2 separate regions of the Homo sapiens genome follow, and region 1 is linked to region 2. A link is a loop called in an ENCODE intact Hi-C map of the cell type or tissue named here. Cell type or tissue: PC-3. All regions are shown on one strand. Links, peaks and the distances in the headings refer to the core of each region. The heading gives the core; the rest is flanking DNA.

Region 1 (8,418 bases), core at 1,716-5,715, 320 kb before region 2:
GGAAAGAGATGTGGTGAACAAGCACTATAGCTATTTTGTTGGTCAACAGAAGAATTGATTTAAGAAAAATCAAGATTCTTGTGCCATAAAATATCTTTCTTTAAAGGCCGCACAAATCTGCTAGCAAGCCAGATGCTTGCTGTTAGAGGAAAAGTTAAGAAATTGAGATAATTTCAGTAGGAAATGTGGACACTGAGGAACAGAGGGAGGGGAGGTTTAGGGTAGAGGGAGTGATGCCAAAGAAATGGGCAAAGAAATCAAAGGTGAGGGATGAGGCATTCCTCCTCTCCTGCACAGCCTGGCTTATCGAAGGCTCTGTAGGTCCAGGAGCCCTTCTGTGCCAAATGTTTCCTACCTCTGCTATAGTCAGTTCCTGTAAGTCAAGATGCTTCTTGACTTACGAGGCGATTATGACTCAGCAAGCCCATCATAAGGTGAAAATATCATCAAGTCAAAAATGCATTTAATACACCTAACCTACTACACATCATAGCTGAGCCTACTTTAAATGTGCTCAGAACACTTACATTAGCCTGCCATTGGGCAAATCATGTAAGAGAAAGTCTATTTTATAATGAAGTGTTGAATATATCATGTAATTTATTAAATACTGTACTTGAAGTAAAAAACAAAATGGGTGTATGGTACTCACCATTATTAATGTACACAGTTGAAGGCACTATCACAAAGTCAAAAAAATGTTAATTGAACCATCATAAGTCAGGGAATGTCGATATTTACACATGATGAAAAAAATGGAGGTTCTTTTCTCTGATATTTTTGACTCTCTGAACATAGCAAGTCTTCAAAATTTCGTTTATCCTTATAGAGACCGGGATTCCTAGAAATCAATATCCAGGCATGCCATATTCAGATTTCAACTACGGTCTGCCCCAGCTGCTTTTAACTTAGGATTCTCAGGAAGAATGTGAAAGATACATATTTTGTATTTATGTCTGGATGTGCATCGTAATGGATAAATCTGTTAATTAAGGGGCTTTCAATAAGGCAGGGTTTTATTGTTCCAAAAAACTCTGTGGAATATCCCAGCCAAACTCTCTACATTACGCAACAACAAGAACTACAAAGAAACAAAGACAGTACCAAGTTCTCAGAAGGAATAAGATCAGTACTATTGAGCTGACATTTATACAATATCAGAAATGATTGCTGAAAAACTTGCCTTCCTATGAAGTGCAGGTGTCTGTGTTCCTGGACAAGTGGCTGATGCTCATCATCCAAATGTACAAATTGCAAACACCCTAACTTCTAGAATCTTAAGCAGTTTCTAGCATTTTTCATTTTTATTTTACTTTTTATTTTTTCTAATATATTCTAATACATTAATTTTCATTAATCTACCATGGAAATGTAGTCTTGCTTCAAATGGCATGCATTAGAGAACTGGTCTACGTGTGAAGACCTGCAATGAGAATGACTATTCAGACATTGCTCAAGGTTACTTTCACATTCAATAACCACTAAACTGGACAACTGGTTAGGCAAAGGTTATCTAGCAGAGAAGATTACCAATGAGTGAACAGAACACTCTGATACCTCCTATCTATTCACAAAAGAGTATCCAGATTTCAGTGGTCAGTGCTGCTTGAATTACTGAGAGATTCTCATTAGAAGGGCTTTCGAACCTGGTTTTTAACACAGCACCATATCAGTGCCCAAGGTCCTATCTGTACCGTCTAAGCCTTAGATGCTTTGCTGTGCTACTACTTCCATGTCTGTGATCTCTTTTTACTGATCACTTGTCAAAGTAAATTTCACCATGGCCTAGTGTAAGGTAATAGGCCTTAGAGATAGTCTTGTGAATTTCTGTAATATGTAATGTTGGCTGACTGGTGATATCTTAACTGTCCAGCTGACAAAGATGATTGCTTTTATTAACTCAATAGAAACTCTTATAAAAGTCAAAGTAATAATTTTATATTATTGTTCAATCACCTGAAAGACAAATAATTAAGACATATTCCCTTTGAATTTTATACCTCATTATAAAGATAGAAATGGCTAGCAGGCACAAATCCATGTTTATAGATGCCACCTCTTGTTAAAGTTCCTAGAAATCGGGGCATCAAGGCAGGAAATTCATCTCTACTCCCAAGTACTCTAGAAGATGTCATAGCCACAGCTACCAAAAAACTGTTCTGATAAATTATATTATTATTCCCCAACTTCACTCTCACCCTGTACTTGACTATACATTTACAGCCTTTGCATTACTTCCCAGTAGAGTAGGTGGGGTATACATCCTGCCCCAACGACTTCAGATTTGGTGATGAGCCTTAGTTTGGCTGATGAAATGTTAGCAGATGTCACGTGAACTGAGGTTCCAAATGTGTGAGCATGGTTAGGTGTGGTTTCTTGTCCTTCTGCCATCTAGATGATAAGACTGTGCTTTCGGGAGCCACTAGATCCAATACTAGAGGCATGCAGAGCAGACCTGAACCTGAAGTTGACCCACAGCCTGAGGTAGACCTATCCTGGCCAACCTGCATACCACCCCCCCGAGACAGAAATAAACATCTGTTGTTGTGAGCTACTGAGATTTGGGGATTGTGTATTCGATGGCATTATCATACCAGAACTCTGGCCAACATATCAGAACATTTTCCTTTCTAAATTCTGTTTTCAATGAGGTTTATAAATTCTCCAATCCTTCTAATGAAGGGACATATCTAAAGAGATGTGGGGAGGTTACCTCTGCCACATCTCAATAAACATCAAGGCTTTCTATTATTTTTGCACCAGCCTAATAAAATGGGCTTTAGAAAGAAAGCAGAAAGCTTATTTGATTTGCTCCTTCTTTTCCCTCACACACAAAATAATTTTTAATGCCATACTCAGTCCCAAGGTAAGGCCTGACATATTGATTTGGAAATACAGTTTGGATTCTGCTGCTTTAGACAGCTAAGTACTAAGAATGCAGAAATGTGGAGTAATATTTTAAATCCCTTTTCAGGGTGTAAAAAGGACAATTTGGAGAGTCTCATGCAATTTCTCGTCCTGGAATATCTTGTTGTTTCTGTGTCATGTCTGCATCTCTCCAGCAGACATTGTTACAATCTTTCTTTTTTTTTTTTTTTTGGAGACGGAGCCTCGCTCTATCTCCAGGCAGGAGTGCAGTGGCACCATCTCAGCTCACTGCAAGCTCCGTATCCCGGGTTCAAGTGATTCTCCTGCCTCAGCCTCCTGAGAATACAGGCGCGCCCAGCTAATTTTTGTATTTTTAGTAGAGACGGGGTTTCACCATGTTTGCCAGGATGGTCTCGATCTCTTGACCTCGTGATCCGCCTGCCTTGGCCTCCCAAAGTGCTGGGATTACAGGTGTGAGCCACCGTGCCCAACCATTACAATCATTTTAGCTATGGACACTGACAATTCCTGCCACTGGCTGGCTCAGCTCAATCCAGGTCTTGGAACAGCCCTGGCAAATACAGGCAGTAGGTTAACTAACCCCTACCTATGCCAGAAGAAGGCGCTATAGAGTTAGCCATGTTTCAACCAGTCAGTTTATTCTTTCTACCACACGGCTGTCTTCCCATAAGCACTTTTGCAGCTGGCCCAACTCAGCTGGTCCAGTGATTAAACTGTGTGTGTGGCTGAGCCTTCTGGTTTTCATATGGGATTTGACTACCTACCTACCCTGACACTGATCAGCTTCACTGGAACTCTGCTATCCTCCCTTACTTTTCACATCCTCTCCTCTCAGGGAACCAGACTTTTCTCCATACCTACAGATAGATATGGTTCACTCTGTATAAATTTAGCATCCCAGAAAGGACCCCATCCACCTGACTCTCGGCATCATCCCAAGATTGTACCTGTGCATACGCTGAGGTTCCCTGCATTTCAGACTGGACTTCATCACACCTACAGTGCGTATAGGTTAGAAGGTGAGATATTTAAGAAGGGAATTCATGGCCTGAGTTGTTGGCCACACATTTGGATATCCTACACTGTCCTATAAGGGAATCAGTCATATTGTATTAGGACCCACCCTAATGCCCCTATCTTAACATAATTACTTCTTTAAAGACTTTATCTCCAAATACAGCCACATTCTGAGGTACTAGGGGTTAAGGCCTTAATACATGAATTTTAGGAGGACAAAATTCAGCCCCTAACATTAAATTTTTCTCAATCAAAATAATTTTACTTTTTGCTATTTGATTGAATCAGATTTATTTTGAAGCATTTTAGTTGAACTTCAAATACTGTCATGGGACATGTGATGCTGAGAAAGGAAAGGGACTCTAATAGTCTATATTTCCAGTGATGGATGTCATCTCTTGCTTACTTATTTTGAAGAATTTGCAGGAATGTTTCAATTGGATTCTCATTTCATAGCAATAGGTAGGTGAAAATCATCCAGTAAGTAGTAAACCATGTGTAGTATTTCTTGCTAGGTAATTCAGAAATGGATGAGGAGGAAAGTGTGTGGTGATAAATGAAGTGTGACTGAACACAGGTCTCTTAGCAACAGCATTATTTAAGAGGGAATCAATCAAAGCTTTGGCACTCTCTTCAGTCTTCTGACTAATCTCCGGATTATGAATCTGAGTCTTCAGGCCATGAATTCCCTTCTTAAATATCTCACCTTCTAACCTATACATTTATTCCATCTACGTCTATTTCTCTGCATTTTCTTAAAATCTCAATCTTTAATATTTTCTTACTTGCCTTGCTTTACTATCCCCTTTTCCAAATTCTAAGACTCTTTTTCTTCCCTAACTCCCCTTATCTATTTTTATATATGATTTATACAATATTGACTTTGCTGCATTAAAAATCTGCCCAAAATTCAGTGACTTAAACCAAAATCATTCATTTAGGTCATGAATCTGTGGGTGGAGGTGAATTTAGGCTGGGTTCAGCCGAGCAGTTCTTCTGGTCTCAGATGGGTTCATTCACACACATCTGGTCGATGGGCTGGGGAAACTACATCCTCGTCCCTTTTGCCTCAGCTCATTACCATCTGGCCTAGGTTCCACCCTCCACCAATTCCACAGAAACAGATCCTACAAGAATGCAATGTCCTGTTTAATTGCTAAAAACAATGGAGTGTTTTCAGATCTAATTTTATTTGACTGTACATGAGCATTTGAAAATAATGATGGCCATTCTCTTCTTGACTTACTTTTTCCTTCTTGACTTCCAAGAGTTCTTTTCTTCTCTAATTTTATCTTTTTAGTTTCTCCTCACTTATTCTATTTTTTCTCATCTCTTAAATTCTACTACTTGCCAGGGTACCATGCTCAGAATTTGTCTCAATCTATCCTGTCTCCCCAAGCAGTTGTATTTATTCCCATGGTGCCAATTGCCTGCTGTATTTCAGAAGCAGAGAGTTGAGAGTACAAAGTATAATGGAGGTTCTGTCATGAGGACTGATGGAAACACTATGCCTAAGATAGTTTACAGAACCATATTTTAAAAAGAAGTCAAGGTGGAGAAGCTGAGGGAGGAAGTACAAAGGGGTCACTCTGAGAAAGAAGACAAAATGCAGATCCTGAACATATGAGAATAGTGCATAAGATGAGAGAGGTCAGGATGAGAAGAGAGAGAATAGGCAAGCAGAAAAATGGGAGGGAATGGAGACTCTAGCATGTGTGTGAATGACAGGGACAGGCATTGTTGCATACAGCAGGCATTTACAGAGTTGTTCTCTAGTGCAAGAAGGGCCAGTTTTATTTAAAAGGCCAGATATTTATTTGTCCAGAACAGAGGTATCAAGCATTAACTATAGTCCAGTCTCTGTTCTAGACACTTGGCATATGGCAGTAAAAAAAGAGAAAAACAAACTCTGTGTTATTATATAGCTTACATTGGGTAGGAGGGTGAGGACAGAAAATAAACAACATGATGAAAAAGTGAAAATATATTAAAAGATAATTACTATGAAAAAATATTAAGTAAGAAAAAAGTAGTAGAGGGAATCAAGATTACAAGAGTGTGTTAAAATTTAAAGGATGATTAGGATTGGCTTATTAAGAAGGCAATATTTTAACAGAGTGAGAAGGCAATATTTTAACAGAGTGATATAAACCACAGGACAGAGGGAAGAGCGAGTACAAATGTGTTAGGCCTAAGACCTTAAGAGTTTAGAAGATAAAACTGCAGACAGTATCACAGGAGCCAGAGCTCCCACGCATAGCACACGAAACCATCTGAAACCCCCACATACTCCAAGAAGATACAAAGTAAGCTGACAGTGGGCGGGTGTACCAGGAGAGAGCTTGAGGCTGGAAACAAGAGACCACAGCAGTGCACACAAATCAGCCTGAGGCCTGGGCAAGACTAGGGATGCAAATGCAGACAGGACAGACTCTGACTACCGGCGCAGGTGAAGGCAAAGGCCAGCACCCAGACCAGACCCTCCTTCACAGGGCCAGGATGACATGTAAGCCCTTTAGTAACTCATATTACCTTGAGGCAGTAAAGGGGAGGTGGGCTGAATTTAATTATTCACCCCAGGAGACTAAATTTTAAATGAAAAGGAAACAGTTGTCTCTAATTGGAAACATTTTGTTGGTTTGCATTTTTATTCCTGAACAAAAATTATAGCTCATAATCCAACTTAAATTTATTTTTAGACACATGAAAAATATACTTGGCATGTGAATAGTGTATAGATAAAGAGAGAGGAAACAAAGGGCTAATTGAAAAAAAGTCATTTCAACTTTAAATGATTGAAGGCTACACATCAGCTTGTTAAAAATATAATATTCCTTCATCCATCTGCTATTTATTGAATATTTATTGGGTACCTCCAATATATAAACACTCTTAGATTCTAAGTGAATTATGAAACTTTGGAAGACCCTGTCTTCAAGGGGCCTATAATGTATAGTATAAAAAATTTTGTTATTGGCAACCTATTAAATGGTCTTCGAAAATTTGAAGAGGGGCAGAGACAGATTTGAAGGTGAAAGTTATTATTATTATTATTATTAAACAGCTTTAGGCTTACAGAAAAATTGAGTAAAAGTTACAATTCCCATAACCCCCCTCATCCAACTCCCAGCGTCTCCATTAGTAACATCTTGCATTAGCGCAGTACAGTTTTCACAACTGATCAGCCAATATTAATATGTTATGATGAATTAAAGCCAAAGTTTACATTGGGCTGTGTATTGGGTTTGGACAAATTTATAATGACTGATTATCCACTATTACTGTATCATAGAGAGTAGTATCGCTGCCCTAAAAATCCTCTGTTCCCTGACTATTTACACTTCCTTTCCCCTAATGCCTGGCAACCGCTGATCTCTTTACTGTCTTCATAGTTTTGCCTTTTTCAAAATGTCATATAGTTGGAAGCACACAGTATGTAGCCTTTCTTTTCAGATTGGCTTTTTTTCACTGAGCAATATGCCTTTAGGATTCCTTCATGGCTTTTTGTGACCTGATATCTCACTTCTTCTTATTGCTGAATAATATTCTAATATATGTATGTACCACAGCTTATCCATCCACCTGTTGAAAGACATATTGATTGATTTGACAATTATTTTTTAACTTAGACTTTCTTCTGCTCTATAGCTGAATCTTACTGTTTTCTCATTTAAATTTGGTCATCCCATGTTCTAATTGGAAAATCACTGATATAATATTATATTAAAATTCATTTGATTGCAAGTGACAGAAACCCAAATTGAACTAATTTAAGCAAATTGCTTAATTTACTCCAAGGGTGCAGTGATGATACATGGAGTCTGAAAGCAGGAACAAGTCTGAGCCTTGGGAATAAGTGAAATTTACTCAGGACATCTCATCTTTATTGTGAAAGTAGATTGCATATGTGTAGCTATTAATCATTTATCTACATATACAGTGTAATATATACATACAGAAATGTACATAACAGATTCTTTTCAGTTTTTTTTTTAACAATCCACTGCTTTAGGCAATGGGGGAAAAAAGCTGGTGCAATTTTCTCTTTTGGTACCAAATCTAGATTCCTTTGAAGACCCCCGGAGACCCAGTCCTGGTGCCCTCCTCTGGGCCAATCAACCATGCCATTGAAATAGCATCAAGAGAAGATCACAGCTTGCACCTGTGACCACGCAGGAGTGTTGGACGGGGTTGGGTGAATGGTACATGGTATGTGGTCAGAAGAAAATAATGCATCAAAACAAGAAAATAATGCATCAAAACAACTATGAAGTTTTGGAAAGCAGAATTCATATTTTAAACATAAATTGACTAGAACTATACAAAATAACAATATGGGAGAAGAACAAAGATACAAATAGCAAAGCATTTTCATGATTGCTTTATTTTTTGCTTTTCTAGATTTTACAAAATTTTGTCGCTATTTTCATCATGAAAGAATATATTAAAATTAGATTCTTTCTTAGGCATTAGAATAGTTTCTATTGCAGAAAGTAACTTTACTCAATGCAT
Region 2 (8,418 bases), core at 746-4,745:
TTTTTTTTTTAGACGGAGTGTTCCTCTGTCGTCCAGGCTGCAGTGCTGGAGTGCGGTGATCTCGGCTCACTGCAACCTCCCACTCCTGGGTTCAGGCGATTCTCCTGCCTTAGCCTCCTGAGTAGCTGGGATTATAGGTGCCCACCTCCATGCCCTGCTAATTTTTGTATTTTTGGTAGGGACAGGGTTTCACCATGTTGGCCAGGCTGCTCTCGAACTCCTGACCTCAAGTCATCTGCCTGCCTCGGCCTTATATAGGGGTGAGTCACCCCACCCAGCCGATATTCTTTATTAGTCATCTTTTTCATATCTATTACAGAGTTTTCTATTCTGAATTTAATAGTTTGTTTAGCTATCTTTTACCTGTTTTATTTACTGTCATATACTGTGTGCTTGCTTGTGGTTGGCACTCAATAAAAATTGATAAATATGAGGACTATTATATTTCTTATCATCATCTCTCTTCTCGTCCTTCTTTCCTTCGTGTGAGTGGAAGATGATGTCATTCTTTGCATATTTTTGTAACCCATGGCTTATTTTACCATGAAACAAGCTCTTCCTTGCAATCATCCTCACTTCAGAGAATATTTAACAATATACTGTTGTCTTATAGATGCAGCTCAGTAGTCCTACATTATCCCAGAAACACAGATTCCCTATGCATAAAAAAGCAGTAATGAAAGCTAACTTTTTTGAGTATTTATTCTGTTCACTATTGTATTCTTTAATTTAACAGTGCTTGTATTCTTTAATTTAATTTAACAATGCTATAATTTAAGGACATTATTCTCTTCATTTTACAAAGAAATTGAAGCTTCAAATTAAAGTAACTTGCCCTAGGTCACCAGCCAGTGAAATAGCAAATGCAGGGTCCCTTTCACATAACCATTTTGCTGTTCTTTCAGAAAAATCTAAACAAACCAAGACATTCACAGGAGGTTTTCCTTCCTTCGGCACCAGAGAGGTGGTTATTTGTTTCCCACTAGGCACAAGAGAGAAGAAAAACACAACAGAAAACAATATTAAGATCATACTAGAGATGGGGCTAGAATGGCTTTTGCTGTTAGGAAAAATGGGAACATCTTAGAGACTCTATGGTGCTATCTTACTAAATTACCCAGAAGTAAAGAAAAGGGAGGGTTTTAAAATAAATAAATACATAAACAGGGTTTTTGTTTTCATTTTCAGAAATATCTCTAAAAGCAAATAGTTTTACAGCGATATCATTATATGTGTTAAACTTCCAGCTCTCTGAGTATGACTTCTGCATTTTTATTTTTATTTTTAGATTCAGTTTTGTTCACTTGGGCATGTGTATGGCTTGGAGACAGGCAGGAATGCCAAAAAGCTGGTAGATGATGGCAACTGTGATGAGCAGAAGAACTCACTGCCTCAGTTACCTGGATGTGGGCCATTTTCTTTCCCTGGAGTTGGAGGGCGGGCAACAATGTTGAAACTGGCTGGAAGTTGAGAGAGAAACTGAATTTGTTTCAGGGCCTAGTGATATTTTAGTGCATAATTTTATAAAATAACAGCTCCATTCCATGAATATAGGAGAGGAAAAAGATTATTGAGAAAATAATTTTTTTACAGGCACTGGTACTTTTTTTTCATGTTTTGTGTTGTAGTTGCATTTTACTAGAGCAGCTGACACCATTCTATGTGGTCTGATTATGTAGTTCAAAGACCAAAACCAAATAAAAAGATCTACTCTTTAAAAACTCTCTTTTCCAATGAGAGGATTATGGAAAAAGTGACAGTGATTGAAAGTCTGTGTTCTATTTGCCAGAGTGGGGGAGGGAGTGGTAAGGCAGGTTGACTGGGATAGACCAGTCACGAAGGAGCTGGAACATTCACCCAGGCCAATTGCCATGTGACTTGTAGAAGGTCTGTGGGGAAGACACCATCTGCCACTGTTTGGCAGGATTTGGCCACCATGGCACAGAGTGGGCAATTGTCCTCAACCTTGGAGGCAGAAGCTGGCAGCTGGCCAAAAGTCTGCTTTCTCCCAGAAGAGATAGGCAGTCACTGAGCCGAGATACTGATGATGTCTCTCTCTTATCGTGCAACATGGAGAGCGGGAGAAAATGAGGGAGGACAGAAGAGAGGAGAAGGAGGAGGAAAATAAGAAAAGGAATACTAATTAACTCAGCCTGTCTATCCAGCTAAGCTTGAGCTTGATTTTGCTCTCTAGTTGAATGGAACATGCAACCTGAATTTCTGAATAACAGAATTACCAAATTACTGTTTAAGTGTTTGAGAAAAAAAGGTGAAAAGTGTGTGTACTATATGTATAGACGTATAGATTGACATATAGTGAATTGGTTAATTGAATGTCTGCATCAGATAAGAAGGTGTTAGGTCAATTTCCACAATAATGCCATTAAAATCGGTTCTTTGATTAAATCCAATTAACAGATGTGGAAACTGAGGTTTGTGACAAGGTTCAATCCCTGATTTCTGTGACTCCAAAGTATGTGCTGTTATTTAATGTTTATGTATTCTCTATTATGAATTGTTTTCAAGTTTTTTAAAATATCACTAGCTAGCCTGTACGTTTCTTAGGAGGCAAAAACAATTGCCTTAAATTTTGTTATATTTTAGTGCCATTTTGCACATAGGTTATAAGCAACAGATAATTTCTGTAATCTTTAGAATATCGATTAAACTTGTTAAAATGTAGATATTTTGAAATCTCACACAGGACACCTAAATTATGTAAAATGTTATAAACTTTATGATTTACAGGGGCCCTGGAGATGGAAGTTCTGAAAAAATGTTGCCTTTATTCAGTATTAGTGCATTATCAGGGACTCCAGATCTCAGTTAAAATGAGAGAATCTGAATCTCTAGGCAATGATGAGTGTTTCTGAAATTCAGATTCACCAGAAAGAAATTGAAAGCAAAGAGAAGACAGTGTTGTCAAATTATCATATAATTCAGCTAAAAAAAAAATCATGGTACTTAAGTGGGAGCTAGAGCACATCACTGCCTTTAAGAAGATATTTAGGGGAATAAAAGAGGTCTGGGACCTCGGAGGTGAAACTGAGAGAAAGACAAAGGGACTTCAAATCAAGCATTTGAAAGAGCCAATGAGGGGCCAGATGTGGTGACTCACTCCTGTAATCCCAGCACTTTAAGACGCCAAGGCGGGATCCCATCTCAAAAAAAAAAAAAAAAAAAAAAAAAAAAAAAAAAAAAAAAAGGCTGGGCATGTTAGTCCCAGCTGTTTGGGAGGGTGAGGCAGGAGGATCACTTGAGCCCAGAAGGCTGAGTCAGCAGTGAGCCATGATTGCACCACTGTACTCTAGCCTACGTGACAGGGCGAGATCCTGTCTCAAAAACAAAACAAAACAAAAACAGAAAAGAAAGAGCCAATGAAACAAAACCCACAGAGAAGAGAAGCAGAACTGTTGTACCAAAGTAACAGTTCTCAAATCTTTATTTTCTTTCTTTTGTGATAAGACACACAGGCCAAATAAGACTGACTGCAAGTTAGCACAAGAGTGCAACGACTCTATGTTATCCTGGCTCCCTCATTCAAGGAAACACGCCAAAACTTAAGTAAAAATAATCTTAAAACAACCTTAATTATAAATAAGCAAATCTCTTACAAATGGCACTACTTTATCATTAATTAGCAACTACTAAGTTGTAGCATATAACACAGAAGTATGGTATCAAGACTGAAAACTAATTGATTATTTAATTCCTAGCATCTTTTCAAGTTCTCAAATCCCAAGATTTGCCTATGGTTGCCACCAAGAGCTATGGAATTATTGTTTGGTAGGTGATTTTCATCCTCCATATTAAAAACAAAAACAAAAACAAAACCATTCTTTTTAAGGAATTCATCCATTTGTAGATGCATCTGTTTCCAGTGGTTCCAGTGTGTTTGTTTTGATTATCACATATGAATTCAGCTTTGTCCAAATATTTATAGAAAAACATAGAAGCCATGTTCTACTTGAAAAGTGCTTTTCATTTTGTAAGACCCTTGAGTACTTTACTTGTAATACCACAATTCAAACATATTTGGATTAAGCTTCAATCCTGGAGAGGCAAGGAGTCTGGCTTATGTTCCTTGGAATGGTTATTTGCTTGATTTTGAATCCCATAATCCCTGAATCTATGAATTTTTAGGATTCTGTTTTTAATCTCAGTCACATACTCACTCTATATGTGTGAGAAAGATATAAGGCCCAAGTCACAAAATAAATGAATAGAATTTCTTAAATGAGAGCAAAAAATTAGTACTCTTGGAGCACAAATTCAAGGAGAATGGATCTTTAGCATATTGGTTGTTAAATGCTACCCCAGTGTTTAAGGAGAGAGAAAAGACACACAGAGAGATAAAGAGAGGTTGAGCTGGGAAGCAGATGACTGAGGTCTCTCCTAAACCCTCCATCCTCCACCCTCCACGCGTTAGAGGCAAACCAAGAAGTTACTTGTAGCTGTGACATTCCTGACTGACAGGACTCCAGAACAACTTGTAACAAAAGAGACTTGAATCATCTTTCATATTGGTTTGGGATATTTTTTCATTATGTATTGCTGCTTTTTAAAATGGTTATTTAGTCTTTTAAAAATATATCTTTCCCCATGCATGCCATTTGTTTGTTAAGTCCTTATTTCAGAGAATTCTTAAAGGTAGTCCAATCATTAGAGGGAATTAGCCAGGCGGTACAGAATATCATATGCCAGCCTCCACTAAACAGCTAGACAAGTCTAAATGTGCCCTCCATTTTCAGAAGCCTTCTTTAATCCAGTCTCAATGCTCTCCACTATTAATTCCAAACAATGTTTAAATATGAGTGTGAGGTTAAAGCAAGGTGCTTTCATCCTTAAAGTGGTTGTCATTGTCAGATATGAGTAAATTTGTGCCCAGGAAAACGTGAAAAGGAGAGAAGCTTATAAATTTAACCAGCGGCCGGGAATGGTGACTCATGCCTATAATCCCAGTACTTCAAGAGGCCGTGGCAGGAGAAACACTTAAGACCAGGAATTTGAGACAAGCCTGGGCAAGATGGCGAGAGACCCCAGTAACTACTAATATATACCGTAGTATATATATAATATATAGTAGTATATGTATATATACATATATACATATATATGTATTATAGAGTATATGTATTATATTGTATACATACATGTGCATATATAATATATATAGTAGTATATATACATATATATAATATATATATACACATATGCTGGGCATGGTGCTGTGCACCTGTGGTTCTCAGTTACTCAGGAGTCTGAGGCAAGAGGATCCCTTCACTCCAGGAGTTCAAGGCTTCAATGAGCTGTGCTTACACAACTGTACTCCACCCTGAGTGACAGAGTGACACCTTATCTCTTAAAAAAAAAAAACTATAAGAAAATAAAATCAACAAGTACATCCTGTGTACCTACTTGCATACTACACAGTATGAAAGACATAAAAAGTGAATAAAACATAGTCCTTGAACTTGTGAATAATCTCATAATAATCTAATGGGCTACAGATTACCAAACTAAGTGTAATACATAGAAGAATGTTCTTCATGCTAAATAAAGTCCTGGAGAAGTTTGTTGGAGGGAAAATTTCTATTACGTGGCAAGAATCTATAAGTTTCCAAGTTCTGCAGATTATTCTAATGCCTAGCCTGGCTCTGCAGCATGATGCTAGGTACTATGATTCCAAAACCCAGTGCCTTCCCCTGTAGCCTGACAGTCCAGTGGACTAAGAAAATAGGCATGCCAGCAATTGAACACATTTACTGTTAAAGGCAATTTGATGTAAGTTAAAGTCAAGTCGGGGTAGGTTTTTATTTGTTTTGTTTTGTTCTCATATAATTCTATAGATTTCCTAGGAGTCGTGAAGGAGGAAGTAGTGAACACAGTAATATAGATACCTGCTTTTTTCACTGTGTACTTTTCCCAAGTGGGAAAGAAAGGGCAAGCTAGGGAATTGGGGCTAAATTCCTCCTTAGCGATATGATGCCCAGTTTCCAGGAATGGATAGGCAGGGCTGGGAATCTGCTTCCTTGTTAAGAATCATTTAGTGTTGCAAATATTAAAATTGTGCTATGCAGCCCTCCTTCTTTTGAGTATCTGACTGATTCTTCATGACTTCTTCATTTTCTATTTTTCTACAAACTTATCCATCCTGTAAGCCCAGCTCCTCTACCAGCAAACCTCAAAATAACCAACTCCAAAATACTTAATTTCAAGAGAAGCATTTTTTCTTATACTAGTTCTTGTGTTTGTTGTATTTCCTTTGTATGATTTCATTTTTTTTTAACATTCATGTCATACCCTAACCTCTATTGTGATGTCCTTGGAGGCAGGGGCTATATTTTGTGCCTGCATGTATCTTTTAACCACACGCCTGAACAGGAGAGGCACTCAGGTTGTTTGATTGGCTTGTTTGTTTTGTTGTGTTTTGTTTTTTTTAGATGGAGTCTCACACTGTCACCCAGGCTGGAGTGCAGTTGTGCGATCTCGGCTCACTACAACCTTCACCTCCCAGGTTCAAGTGATTCTTCTTGCCTCAGCCTCCCAAGTAGCTGGGATTACAGGTGCCTGCCACCATGCCTGGCTAATTTTTTTTGTATTTTTAGTAGAGACGGGGTTTCACTATGTTGGGCAGGATGGTCTCGATCTCCTGACCTCGTGATCTGCCCGCCTCAGCCTCCCAAAGTGCTGGGATTTCAGGAGTGAGCCACCGCACCCAGCCTGATTGGCCTGTTTTAATGGGAAACCATTAATACAGGACTTCAGGGATCTTATTTGTATATAACTAAACCATGGCTGGGACATCACTGCCAGTCAGTACAAATGCATATGAGAGTAGCTGCTTCTTTCTTTTAAAACCATTATAAACAGCACTAGAAACATTTTCTCCTACTTTTCAGGAAATGCCTGGAGCAACATGAGCAAAGCTAACTTTTAAAATAAGCTCTTTCATTTTTTGCTTTTTAAATCTCCTATCATCAGTTTACGTTTCACTTATGTTTTAAAATGTGATCATATTAAAATATCTTTAGAGTAGAAAGTATCTTGTATAGCTTTTGAAAAAAATCCTTTTTTGGGAGGTAATCTTGTTAGATATCTTTTGTATTTTATTTAGCAAAAAAAAGCACTAAGCACAAATAAAAACAAAATTGAACCGCCTACAATATGGCATTAAAATAGCTGAAAATTGAGGCCGGGGGCGGTGGCTCACACCTGTAATCCCAGCACTTTGGGAGGCCGAGGTGGGCGGATCACGAGGTCAGGAGATCGAGACCATCCTGGCTAACGCGGTGAAACCCCGTCTCTACTAAAAATACAAAAAATTAGCCGGGCGTAGTGGCGGGCGCCTGTAGTCCCAGCTACTCGGGAGGCTGAGGCAGGAGAATGGCGTGAACCCGGGAAGCGGAGCTTGCAGTGAGCCGAGATTGTGCCACTGCACTCCAGCCTGGGCTACAGAGCTAGACTCTGTCTAAAACAAAAACAAACAAACAAACAAACAAGCAAAAGCTGAAAATTGAATATCTGCTCTTTACATTTAGATTCTGAAATAGAATAATTTGTAATTTTTTAAAATATATTTTAAAATCATTAAGGACAGAACCTAAATCATCAGGACAGAACATTTTATAAAAATGGTGCTGTGAATAAGTAAAGAAGATTTGGAGGGGACAATGTTTTAAAATTTTGTGAGTGACTTTAAAAATAAGAGCGACAAACCAGGTATCCTTTAAAACCAATTAGACTTTTAACCTAGCAGCTTATATCTGTTCATGCCTAGATTGTTTGGCTGTGTGGAAGTAGTTTCTTAGTTGACAGATACAAAATACACAGCAATACTGCCCTCTACAGGTTCCCTGTAAGGCAGGCACTTGTCTTGCAAGTTTTTAAAAGAACCCTAACCTAGAGGAAAGACTTCAAGTGCTTTTGGCTTTGATGTCTTTAACACCAGTGAGCAACCTGGCCATCCCCTACCTCTATGCATGTTGACCACCTACTCCAAACAAATTACACAATCCTCCTTGTTTCTCCGAGCATATGGTATTAATAGCTCTTAAAAGATTTTTACTCTGAGGTCCAGTAGAAATCCGTAACTCCCTTTCTCATACATATGCCATGCTGGGGTTAAGAAAATATTCTGATAGGCCAGAAAGATAGTTAAATATACAAAATCTGGTGAATTTGTTCAAGATTGAAAGCAGTGATACTGCTTTATAGTCACATCTTTTATTTGTAGTACAGAAAGTAATTGTAGATTAAACTCAGTTGTTCCTGATAACAAAAACTTAAACTTAGAAAGAATATATGATCCAGACAAAATTAACAGCCAAGTATTTGGACGTTTAAATAAAATGGGAGTATTTTTAAATTGTGGATATATGAGAGACACAGTAAGAAACTGATATATGATGCAATATA

What was found. A loop is a pair of places that touch in the nucleus more often than their neighbours do. Peaks named below come from ENCODE experiments on the same cell type or tissue, not always from the same donor. Only the 100,000 strongest peaks of a DNase experiment are listed, where the experiment ranks them.
Region 1: it touches region 2 in a loop (12-fold over the local background); 17 of 110 quality-filtered maps call a loop at or near these places.

The regions. Positions count from the first base shown.
Region 1 is chr4:85,414,808-85,423,225 of GRCh38, forward strand. No RefSeq gene overlaps it. Among named protein-coding and RNA genes, the nearest start is that of ARHGAP24, 56 kb to the right of the region's middle. In PC-3, for the core only: a CTCF peak has its summit at 3,487 (motif pointing right); no DNase peak of the experiment used is centred there.
Region 2 is chr4:85,740,229-85,748,646 of GRCh38, forward strand. All of the region lies in intron 3 of ARHGAP24 (Rho GTPase activating protein 24), which reads left to right. Among named protein-coding and RNA genes, the nearest start is that of MIR4451, 22 kb to the left of the region's middle. RefSeq lists a silencer at 1,808-2,102. In PC-3, for the core only: no CTCF peak of the experiment used is centred there; a DNase peak (open chromatin) is centred at 3,223; H3K4me3 peaks cover 463 bases; H3K27ac peaks cover 374 bases.